Linked DNA regions of Homo sapiens: region 1 is linked to region 2. Evidence: chromatin contacts called from ENCODE Hi-C or POLR2A ChIA-PET data. All regions are on one chromosome and are shown on one strand. Each heading gives the region's core, a stretch centred on a gene start or an enhancer-like site at or near the end of the contact. The rest is flanking DNA. Distances are from core to core; before and after follow the strand shown.

What was found. Hi-C counts contacts between places; a loop is a spot of excess contacts on that map. ChIA-PET counts read pairs that join two places held with the same protein, here RNA polymerase II (POLR2A). Pooled maps may share reads with other maps.
Region 1: a loop to region 2 is called in a map with no recorded cell type, with 5 times the contacts of the local background. The contact joins two enhancer-like sites. A Hi-C loop is called at or near these places in 3 of 37 single-sample maps with no recorded cell type and 6 of 50 pooled maps. POLR2A ChIA-PET finds 5 or more read pairs at or near these places in 2 of 52 experiments (T-cell and activated T-cell).

The regions. Positions count from the first base shown.
Region 1 is chrX:136,713,808-136,720,110 of GRCh38, reverse strand. All of the region lies in intron 6 of ARHGEF6 (Rac/Cdc42 guanine nucleotide exchange factor 6), which reads left to right. Among named protein-coding and RNA genes, the nearest start is that of ARHGEF6, 64 kb to the left of the region's middle. Within about 2 kb of position 5,015, at least 2 of the 41 ENCODE cell types and tissues checked have a DNase peak (open chromatin) inside an H3K27ac peak, as active enhancers do.
Region 2 is chrX:136,669,167-136,675,005 of GRCh38, reverse strand. It overlaps ARHGEF6 (Rac/Cdc42 guanine nucleotide exchange factor 6), which reads left to right. Exons shown (of 22, transcript NM_004840.3): 20 at 2,887-2,986; 21 at 5,470-5,524. Among named protein-coding and RNA genes, the nearest start is that of CD40LG, 24 kb to the right of the region's middle. RefSeq lists an enhancer at 800-859. Within about 2 kb of position 1,250, at least 4 of the 41 ENCODE cell types and tissues checked have a DNase peak (open chromatin) inside an H3K27ac peak, as active enhancers do.

The DNA of each region.
Region 1 (6,303 bases), core at 3,766-6,265, 41 kb before region 2:
TTCTGTGTTTTGGAAGAGATTGTAAAGAATTGATATAATTTCTTCCTTAAATGTTTAGTAGAATTTACCAGTGAACCTATCTGGGCTTAATGCTTTCTGTTTTGGAACGATGTTAATTACCAATTCATTTTCTTTACTAGATGTAGGCCTATTCAGATTATCTATTTCTTCTCTTGTGAGTGTTGGCAGATTGTATCTTTAAAAAGCTGGTCCATTTAATCTAGGTTATCAAATTTGTAGGCAGAGTTATTAATAATATTCCTTTAACATTATTTTAATGTCCATGGGATCGCTAGTGATATCCTGCCATTTCATTTCTGATACTAACAGTTTGTATCTTCTCTCTTTTTTTCAATGAAGTTCATCAATTTTGTTGATCTTTTCAAAGAGCCACCTTTTGGTTTTAACTTCCTCTACTGATTTTCTGTTTTCAATCTCATTGATTTCTGCCCTAATTTTTATTATTTCTTTTCTTCTGTGTGCTTTAGATTTAGTTTGCTCTTCTTTTTGTAGTTTCCTAGGGTGGAAGTTTAGATTATTTATTTTAGATCTTTCTTCTTTCCTAATATATGCATTCAGTGCTATAAATTTCCCTACAAGCACTGCTTTCACTGCATTCCGCACATTTTAATGTTCTTCTTTCATTTCCATTTAGTTCAAAATATTTTAAAATTTCTCTTGAAATATCTTTTTAGAAAATAAATGTATTTTGAGATGTGTTGTTTAATCTCCAAGTATTTTTCTGTTATTGATTTCTAGTTTGATTACATTGTCGTCTGAGATCATAGATTGCATGATTTCTATTCTTTTAAATTTGCTAAGGTGGGTTTTATGGATCATAATGTGGTCTGTCTTGAGGAATGTTTCATGTAGGCTTGAGGAGAATATGTAATCTGCTGTTGTTGGATAAAGTAGTCTATAGATGCCAACTCTATCCAGTTGCTTGATGGTACTATTGAGTTCTAGTATGTCCTTACTGATTTTCTGCTTGTTGGATCTCTCCATTTCTGATAGAGGGGTATTGAAGTCTCAACTACAATAAATTTATCTATTTCTACTTGAAGTTCTAGCAGTTTTTGCCTCACTTTTTTTTTTTTTTTTTTTTTACCAAGTATTAAATCACAGGAGGAATTTACTCCAAGAATGCCAGTCAACATACTGGACAATGTCTTTAACTATAGTTTACAACAATAGTTTACAACTATGATGGCCTTTTATATAGCTACTTCTAATGTCAGTTCTCACTGAAATGCATAATATTAAAATATAACTCAGCCAAAGAAAATGTTTCTTTTGTTCATTTCTTTTGTTCCTTTGTTCATTTCTTGGAATAGCAATTAGCAAGTACCAATGTGTGTAAAATGCCTAAAAAATACACAATGCCATTGTCAAATATGTTTGAAAAACACAATATCATATTGGCCCTGCTTAGAGATTCAAAATATATTTATCATACTAAAAGTTCTAAAAAGCTATGCATAAAGAAATTTGTATAAATTATTTAACAGTTTTTCATAATTGTTATTGTCATTCTTTGGGAAGTTAGATATATCAATATACTTTCAGATTTATCAATATACTTTATTCACCTGGTCTTTGAATGAGAATGGGTTAAATAAGCAAATTTATTGTCATTTGCACTGACAAGGAACTAGAGTGTTAATTTTTTTTTATTATTGATTGAAGGGAGAACGCTTCCACTGCAATTTTGATGGAAGAGTTTTCATTTGATTATAAAAGTTGTGCCTCATGTAGTTTGATTCTGTTTTTAGGCACATACATATTAAGGACTGTTATGTCTTGTTGGAGAACTGACCTCTTTATTATTATGTAATGCCTCTTTTATTCCTGATAATTTTTCGTGCTCTAATGTTTGCTCTGTCTAAAATTAACATAGCCACTCCAGCTTTCTTTTGATTAGTATGAACATGATATCTCCTTTTTCATCCCTTTACTTTTAATTTATAAGTGTCTTTATATTTAAATTGAATTTCTTATTAACAGCATATGGTTGGGTCTTATTTTTTGATTCACTCTGAAAATGTCTGTCTTTTCATTGGTACATTTAGACCACTGACATTTAAAGTGATTATTGATATAGGTGGATTAATGCCTACCATACTTGTTACTGTTTTCTATTTGTTGCCCTTTTCGTTGTTCGCTTTTTGTCTTCCACATTTTTTTGCTTTTTGTTTTAATTGAGCATTTTATATGATTCCATTTCTCTTTTTTCACTTATCAGTTATATTTCTTTAAGAAAAACATTTTTAGTGGTTGCTCTATGCCTTGATAGCTAGTCCCAGTTCACTTTCATATAATACTATACAAAGATACATACTATATTCGCAGGTAGTGCAAGTACCTTATAATAACATAGTATTCCTAATTATTACCTCCCATCCCTTGTATGATCGCTGTCACTCATTTTACTTACACATAAATACACATTAGTATATACACACACATAATCAAATACATTGCTGCTATTATTATTTTGAATAAACTGTTATCTATTAGGTCAATTAAAAATAAGAAAAAAGTTTTTATTTTATCTTTACTTATCCCTTCTCTAATATTCTTTCCTTCTTCATGTAGATTCAGATTTCTGACCTATATTGTTTTTCTTCTCTGTGAAGAACTTCTTTTAACATTTCTTGCAAGGCAGGTCTAATGGTGACAGTTTCCCTCAGTTTTTGTTTGTCTGAAAAAGTCTTGATATGTCTTTCACTTTTGAAGGATAATTTCACAAGATACAGAACTCAAGGTTAGTGGGTTTTTCTCTCAACACTTTAAATATTTCACTCAACTCTCCTCTTGCTTGCATTGTTTCTGAGGAGAGGTCAGATGTAACTTTTATTTGAACTTCTGTATAGATAAACTGTTTGTTTCCCATGGCTTCTTTCAATACTTTTTTCTTTATTTTTGATTTTCTGGAGTTTGAATATCACATGATTAGAATTTTCTTTTGCATTTATCCTACTTGGTCTCTGAGCTTCCTGGATCTGTGATTTGGTGTCTGACTAATTTTGAGTAAATTCTCAACCACTATTGTTTCAAATATTTCTTCTATTATTTTCTCTTTCCTCTCCTGATATTTCCACATTACATGAATGTTGCACCTTTTGTAGTTGTCCCACAGTTCTTTCATATTCTCTTCTATTTTTACCCCCAGTCTTTTTCCTCTTTGCTTTTTGGTTGTAGCAGTTTCTATTGACATATTCTCAAGCTCAAAGATTCTTTCCTCAGCCATGCCCAGATCACTATTGAGTCCATCATGTGCAGGCATTCTTCATTTCTGTTACAGTGTTTTTAATCTCTAGCATTGCTTTTTGATTCTTTCTTAGAATGTCTGTTTCTCTGCTTATAATATCCATCTATTCTTGCACGTTGTCTACTTTTTCTGTTAGAGTCCTTAGTATATTAATCACAGTTACTTAAAAACACTGGTCTGATAATTCTAACATTCCTGTGTTACCTGACTTAAGTTCTGATGCTTGCTTTGTCTCTTCATACTGTATTTTTTGCCTTTTAATATGCCTTGTAAATTGTTGTTGGAAGCCTGACATGATGTACTGGGTAAAGGAACTGTGGTAAATAATCCTTTAGTAATGTGGTGGTAAGGTGTAGAAGGAGGGGAAACATTCTATGTTTCCAGATTAGGTCTCAGTTTTTAATGAGCTTGTGTCCCTGGACTGTGAACTTCACCCGTGCTTCCTAGTTCTCCCGCTTAGGTGGGACAGGATGGCTAGAAAGGGCTGGAGTTGGGTTATCTTCCTTCCCCCATGTGGAAGGCTAGAGCTGGCTGGAGTTGCTTATTGACCTTCCCCCATAACAGTTAGCATCTGATAAAAATTCAATAGGTTATGCTCAGGCCGGGCGCAGTGGCTCACGCCTGTAATCCCAGCACTTTGGGAGGCCAAGGCAGGCGGATCACCTGAGGTCAGGAGCTCGAAACCAGCTTGACCAACATGGTGAAACCCCCATCTCTACTAAAAATACAAAATTAGCTGGGCGTGATGGCGCATGCCTGTAATCCCAGCTACTAGGGAGGCTGAGGCAGGAGAATGGCTTGAACCCAGGAGGTGGAGGTTGTAGTGAGCCGAGATTGTGCCATTGCACTCCAGCTTGGGCAACAAAAGCGAAACTGCGTCTCAAAAAACAAAAACAGAAACAAACAAACAAAGCAAACAAACAAACAAAAAATAGGTTATGCTCTGGTAAAATAGTTTCTCCTGAGGGCAGACCTTGTTAAGAAGAATAGAGTGCTCTGGCATATTCAAAAAGGCAACTTTTTCCCTCCCTCTGCCTGAAGCATGAGGGTATTTTCCTCTAATCTTCACTGAGAGAAACTGGAGCTTAAACTCACAAAAGTGTGAGTGTGCTGTCCTAATATTGGGCCCCTGGAGTTCCTAACTCTCAGACTTGCCTGTACAGAGCCCCCAGAAGTTTGTCAATTACAGTGTAGGTTTTTCTGCCCTAGTGCTGGTTCCTGTGGAGGCTTCTGCTTGTGGACTTCTGCTCTGGTAATTTGTGATTCTCTTTATCTGCCTGTTTCTCCAATTTTTGGAGTAGCAGTTTTCCCTGTGACCTCTCTTTTCTGACAGATTTAAGAGAAAACGATGGTTTATTTCAGTTTGTTTAGCTATTTCCTTCCTGTTAGGATGGAGTAATGACTTCTAAGCTCCTTACATGTCAGACTGAAAAATGAAAGTCTTTTTTTTCTTTTTTAAAATAGGCATTTATAAGTATATAGTTTTCTTTAAGCACTGTTTAACTGCACCCCATGAGTTTTTGTATGTTGTGTTTTCATTTTCATTCATCTCAAAGTAGTTTCTAATTTCCATTCTCGCGCTTGGACTTTCTATAGAGGGGAATATTTCTATTCCATTACTGGGTTAATTTCCGAGAACATCAATACCTCCAGAACCCTGCATTTACACTTTTAGAGGGTAGTTTCTGAGGAATAGAGGAACTGAAAGTAGACATGAGTGGCTGGGTATAGGGGTTACAATTTAAGCCCGAGCTTTTGAAGCCATCCTGTGTTCTTCTAAGCCAGTGATTCTCAACTGGGGGCAATATTGCCTTTCAGGTGACATTTGGCAATGTCATGGCAATGATATGGGCATTCCATCACAACAAAGACTTATCTGGTTTGAAAGGTTAATAATGTTGCTATTGAGAAACCCTTTTTTAACCCTTTAAATTGGTAGGTCTGTTTCCCACTTACCCAGCACCTATCTGTACAGTGTGTCACTACATCTTCATAATGGTCCCCCAGGTAGGTGCAATATCATAATCTGAGATGATGTAAGCAAAGTTTTAAACTGAAGCAACCTCTCAGTCAGCAGCAGAGTCAGGACTACCACCCTGCACTCCAGTGGTTTCCCAGAGAACCCACGGTTACCAGGATCTCCACTTGTTTTGACCATTCCACCTTTCAAAAGCAGATCATCATGCATTGTCTTGTGAGTATATGGCTGGCATATTGGTAGGCTAATACACTTCTCCTAGTTAAGGACACTTCACTCTGTCTTGTAACTCTCTGTTTAATGTCTCTGCAAATACAGTATAAACTCCCTGTGGGCAGCACGGCAGTTGGCAGAATAGGCACTCAGTCGATTTTGTTGAATGAATTAGAATATATGAAAGAAAATATACCAGAATGTTAACTGGGTTGTCCCTAAGAGCTTAAATGAAGGTTTTTAAAATTATTATTATACTTTAAGTTCTAGGGTACATGTGCACAATGTGCAGGCTCGTTCCATAGGTATACATGTGCCATGCTGGCCCACTGCACCCATCAACCCGTCATTTACATTAGGTATTAAATGAAGGTTTTACCTGTCACTAGAAGAGGCTTGGAAATGGGTTGTGACATGACCCTAGAACTGGTAGGGGAAGAGAAATTGTGATCCCCCATATTGGTTGTTTTGCCTATAGGATTCTAATTACATTAATAATAATAATGATAATTTTTATTTCTCTTGTTAAATTCCTCACACTTCAGCCTACTTTGTTCTTTGAATTGTTTATGGTAGCACCTTTTGCCTTTAAGAAAAGACTAGTTTTAACTCTGCTTAAAAATTCACTGTATCCTCAGATTTTGTTCCCCAAAGGTCTTATCACAAACATAACTTAAACAAAAATCTCTTGTGATGTTTGTTATCACAGTGATCCTTAAATTATACTGACATTAAGTCTCTATGTCTAAGGTAGCTGGCCTCAATTTTCTCCTCCATAAAAGAGGAATAATGATTCTTTGTTAACTAACTGAGAACTTCCTGAGGATAAAATCATTTACAG
Region 2 (5,839 bases), core at 1-2,500:
TAGGTTCCCCCAAACTACTTTCTCTAGTGAGTGACGTTTCTTCCTTACTGTTTAGTGTCTTTTAGAAAAAGAGAAAAGCAACCCGGATGGGTTGCAGGGTGTGGAAAGCAGGTGACTTGGTGCAGAGGAGTGGTGCAGGACTGCATCTTTCAGATAAGGTGGTTTTAGCTACCAAGCGGTTTGTTTACCCACTGTTGTTTTTCACCCAGAAAGAGAGATGCAAGAGTAAAAGAGTTGGAGGTGATAGAAGTGAAAATTTTTTTTTAAAGTTGTTCTCCTTTGAAGTACACAGATACCTTCACCAACACTAGTTAGGAATTAAAGGGCCTAGAGAGTTCCTGTGTCTGTGAACTGATGCTAATCTCTTCTTATAGGCAGATTTGGAAAGGAAGTCAAAATACTATCTTTGATCAGCTGCATATTTAAACGAACAATGCTTCACCAAACTCAAGTTTCAAAGTTGCTCTGAAAATCTGGAAAGGTAGCTGCTTAGCAGAGGTTGTCCAAAATGTATAAAGTTGATCAGGGAGTTATTAGGTTAGGGTATTTCCCCAAACAACTTTCAGGTTACAAACTGAAAGCAAGATAATATTTTCTGATTCATCTTTATGCTTTTAAAAAGACAGGTCACTTCGATTATGTCTTTTGTCTCCCATTATTATAGACATTCAGAATACCTTTTGTGAAGTTTTTGCACCTGCATAAGAAATGAATACTCCATAGTACTCCATTTTGGACATCCAGTGACCAATCATTTGAATGTGGGAGGGGATTTCTTAGGTGCCTTGACATATTCTTTCAAAGTAATGCATCTCTAAGGCTGACATAAAAGAAGCATTCTACTGGGCATGATGGCTCACGCCTGTAATCCAGCACTTTGGGAGGCCAAAGCAGGCAGATCCCTTGAGGCCAGGAGTTCAAGACCAGCCTGGGCAATATGGGAAAACCCTGTCTCTACTAAAAACACAAAAGTTAGCCGGGTGTGATGGCGCACACCTGTAGTCCCAGCTACTTGGGAGGCTGAGGCAGGAGAATCTCTTGAACCCGGGAGGTGGAGGTTGCAGTGAGCCAAGATTGCACCACTGCACTCCAGCCTGGGTGACAGAGTGAGACACCATCAAAAATAAATAAATACAAGAGAACGAGAGGTGGGGGGAGAGAGAGAGAGAGAAAGAGAGAGAGAAAGAAAGCATTCAATGATTCAATGTGAAAGTTGACGCATTTGGCCATGAAGAGAGGACTGTCGCACTCTGCTTCACAGAGAAAACCTGGCTGTGGCTTTGGGCATGCATAGCTCTGATAACATGTTTCAAGGAGCCAGGAGAGGAAAGTGAGGGCAGCTTTAGTTTTGAGAACTAGAGAAGAGAGGGGGACAAAGAGATACCAGAAGCATCCCTTCTACAAAATCTGACCTCATCTCCTCCCGCACCACCTATTTTTATATTTGACAGAGTGGATGGGTCTGCAGCTGGGAAGTGCAGCCAGATATTCTGGCTTAAAAAGACACGTCTTCACCCTTGCTCCCTACCCAACCTTTTACATGTGGAAGATGTCTGGCACTGTGCTTGTCACACAGCAGATCATTTAGCATCGTGGTGACCTTCTATCCTCTATCCCTCTCTAACCAGAAGCCCTGTTTCTCTAGAACTGACTGCCCTCGGCTCTTACTGCATTCAGCCAGTCATTCAGTCAGTTTGCTTTCCACTTATATTCGTCCCTTGGTATCTGCAGGGGATTGGCTCCAGGACCCCCAGAGATAACAAAATCTGACGATGCTCAAGTCCCTGATGTAAAATGGTGGAGCATTTGCTTATCACCTCCATATATCTTCCCATATACTTTAAATCATCTCTAGATTGCTTATCATACCTCATAAATGTAAATGCTGTGTAAATAGTTGTTATACTGCATTGGGTTTTAAATTTGTATTGTTTTTTGTTTTTTCTGAACATTTTCAATGCACGGTTGGTTGAATCCACAGATGTGAAACATGTGGATATGGGGGGCCACCTGTATTAAGCACCTACAAAGTGCTAGGCCCTGGAGAAGGCAGAGACACATCTTACCTCAAGAAAGGGGAGGTGGTCAAGTGAAGGCAGTGAGTGTGCACACCTCTGAAGGAACTTGGCCTAGAAGAGAGGAAGCCAGTGGCTCAGGGAGACCCAAGATTAAGCACTTGAGCTCTGAGAGGGAGGATCCAGAGTGAGGGAGGTGCAGGAGAGCTGTTTGGTTGGGCCCCCATGCCTGTTCTGTCACCTCTTCTGTCCCAGAGCCTGGAGACATTCTGGGCAGAGGACACCTACATCTTTGCTGATGATGTGATAATCTCCAAACCTCACTCCACCCTTGATGAAAATGGTCTTAGGAGACATACCTACCTTACCCTATAAGACTGTAAAGAGAACAAATGGGGGTGATGATGCTTCTGAGGCCCTTTAAGCACATTGTGTTTCAGTGCAGTGCTACTGTCAACCTTTTACTACAATGACAAAACACTGTAGCATAGGATGTAGTGTGTCCTTCCTTGGAGATTTGCAGGGAAGAGTGATCACTGGTCAGCTCTTTGCTCTGGAGGAGGCAAAACAGGAAAGAATGGAGGTCTTGGTTGTGGACAGGTATTACAGGGGCTCTTTTGCATTATTTTTCTGAATACAAAATGCTTCCCACCTCGGGAAGATTGAATCAGTGTATTTGGCCATTTAGAATTTCTCATGTCAGGAAAATTTAGTCAGCAAATGATGGGTGACTGTCCTCTGGGTGTAATGTAGCAACATGCTATGAACAAAGACCCTTCTGTAACAATAGTGGAAAAGAACTAACACCCACTATTTCTACTCTTCACTAGTAACTCTCCCTCCTCCCCCATCTTGCAACCCTTGTTTGTAGGTACTCGAAAAGATTCCATTCCACAAGTCCTACTCCCTGAGGAAGAGAAACTCATCATTGAAGAAACCAGAAGCAACGGCCAGACCATCATGGAAGAAAAGTGAGTAGAGCAGGCAAAACCTTGCCTAGTTTCTCTTGGGGCTGGCAAGAAGGTCTGGTAGGACGGGGAGCTCCTGGAGAGTCTATGATGAGGGACAACTCCTCCTTACCTGGGAATGCGGCCTGCTTTGCTGTGCATGCATTTGGGAGACTTTAGAGGGCTGCCCACTAACAAATGGAAAGAGGAAGGAAAAGCAGCGGTGACAGAGCCCTCCAAGGCAGCTCCAGCTGGCAGCTGCCCCTGCAGCCAGCTCCCCATCCAGTAAGCTGCTTCTGAGCACATGGGAATATCAATGCCCTGGATGGGTTTAGGAAGTGGCTGGGAATTCCAGCCACAGAACCAATTTCCTTGCCCGGAGAGATGCCACTCACATGTTTTGAGTCAGAAGCTGTGCTTTCACATTTTTGACATCATTTAAAATCCTACAGCAATCCGGTTAGATAAACATTACTCTCACCACTTTCACAGATAAAGAAACTGAGGTACAGGAAGTTCAGGGAAATTATGTCTCTGACTTACCTTTACACAGTAGTGTGGGTGACCTAATGGGGGAAAATCAGGTTAAGTACCTTCTGGCTCATAAAATTAACACAAAGTAGCCAAATAATTCATTTGTCTAAACTTGAGTCATTTCTGAAGTCAGGCCTAAATTTGCATAGGACAGCATATTTCAAGGTGCTTGGCATTGTCAATGCATTTTACATCTGATGTGTGAAGTGATACAGCAAAATGGTTAAGTACTTGGGCTCAAGCAAAAAACAGTGTGGTTCAACTCCCACTTCTGCTACTCATTAGCTGTGTGACCTGGGGCAAGTTGCTTCACCTCTCTGTGCCTCAGTTTCCTCATCTGTAAAATAAGGATGACGGTAATGCTTTCAGAGTTGTTGTGAGGTTAAGTGAAATAAGTATAAAGGCTAGCTCAATAAATAATGTTAGTTAATTCTTATTATAACGATATTCATTTTTACAACTTTGTGAGGTTTTCAGAAAATGTGCTATTATCCCCATTTTACATGTAAAGAAACTAAGACCAAGAGAGGATGAGAAGGAAACTGGTTCCCAGAGAACAGAGGACTAGTAAGTGGCAGGATCAGAACCAAAACTTAGATCTCCAAAATCTTTGTCCAGGGAGAGACCCAGAGAGGAAAAGGCTGTTCTGCAACCCAGTAATTACCAAAAAATTACTTTTTTGGGTACTGTATGGTTGAGATATTCCAGAAAGAATGCCTCTGACTTTGTGTCATGTGCAGTCAGAGAACTGGGAAGGGCAATGTCATAGCACAGATACTGTAGACTAGGCAATCTTGTGATACCTCTCATTATATGATAGGTGATGTTCATTCCTGCCCCAAAGCTAGAGAAATCAAAACCTTATGACGGGAATTGAAAACGTCGAACTCCTAAAAACAGAGAGCAGAATGGTAGTTTCTAGGGACTGAGGGGAAAGGGGAAATGGGGAGATGTTGGTCAAAGGGTACCAAATCTCAGGTATGCAGGATGAATAAGTTCTGGAGAACTAATGTACAGCATGTTGACTACAGTTGGCCCTCTGCATGCGTGGGCTCTGCATCTGTGGATTCAACCAACCCCAGATCAAAAAGATATTCAGAAAAAAATGGATGGTTGCATCTGTATTGAACATGTACAGATTTTTTTCATACCTAGTAAAGTTTTTCTTTTTCCGCCTTTGTTGAGGGATAATTGACAAAGGTGTACAATGTGATGTCTTGATATATGTATGCACTGTTATACCATATTGTTTTTTCCTAAGAAATATGGTATAACAAATATTTGCATAGCATTTACATTGTATTAGGTATGATAAGTAATCTAGATATGATTTAAAGTGTATGGGAAGATGTGCATTGGTTATATGCAAATACTATGCCATTTTATGTTAAGGACTTGAGCATCTGTGGATTTTGGTATCCATGGGGGTCCTTGAACCAATACCCCATGGATACCGAGGGAGGGAAGACTGCATAGTTTACAATGGAGTATACTTGAAGTTTGCTAAGAGTGTAGATTTCCACCACACACATACAAAAGGTAACTATGTGAGGAGATGGATATGTTAATTAGCTTGATTATGGTAACCACTTCACAATGTATACATATATCAAGACATCACATTGTACAGCTTTGTCAATTATCCCTCAACAAAGCTAGAAAAAGAAAAACTTAGTGACGGGCCCTAGTCTCTTGTGTTTTGTTCACCCAAGCTGGGAAGTGAGTAGAAAAGGAGGAGGGAAGTATAGAAAAGGTGTAATGACATTGCATTTAGCTAAGCATGTGTGGTGGTGGTTGTTCTTCCATCAAAGTCAAGAAGATGGAAACCATTTAGAGCAGTACCATTCCCAATCAGCTAGAAAGTCCACTGTTTTTCAGGATCTGTATTTTTATAAAGTGGCTTTTATTGTTAAGTATTTTAACAGTACCTCAGTGCAAGCCATTTGTCTCTGAATTTTATCTTTATTTTCTAGGAGCCTTGTTGATACTGTTTACGCCTTGAAGGACGAGGTCAGAGAACTGAAGCAGGTAATAAAATATAAAATCATTTTCTCGGGTAATAGAACCATTCTCTTTTTCTTGCCTCACGCTGCTCATGCTTTCAGGGAAGGCCTAGGAGCAAGGTAGCGAGGGGGGATTTTTGTTTTCCTTGTGTCATCAAGGTAGGTTTTGTTGATTTTATCATGTAAGCCTTGAATTTAAATTTCCGAGGCTTGCTTGTATTTCTATGTAGTAGTTCACAATAGAGTCCCAAAGTTAGTTACAACTTTCCTGTTCTCTGACATCCATAAACAGACTTTAAGAAAAGACTAGTCATTCATGAGTGTGTAAGTGTAAAGAGAA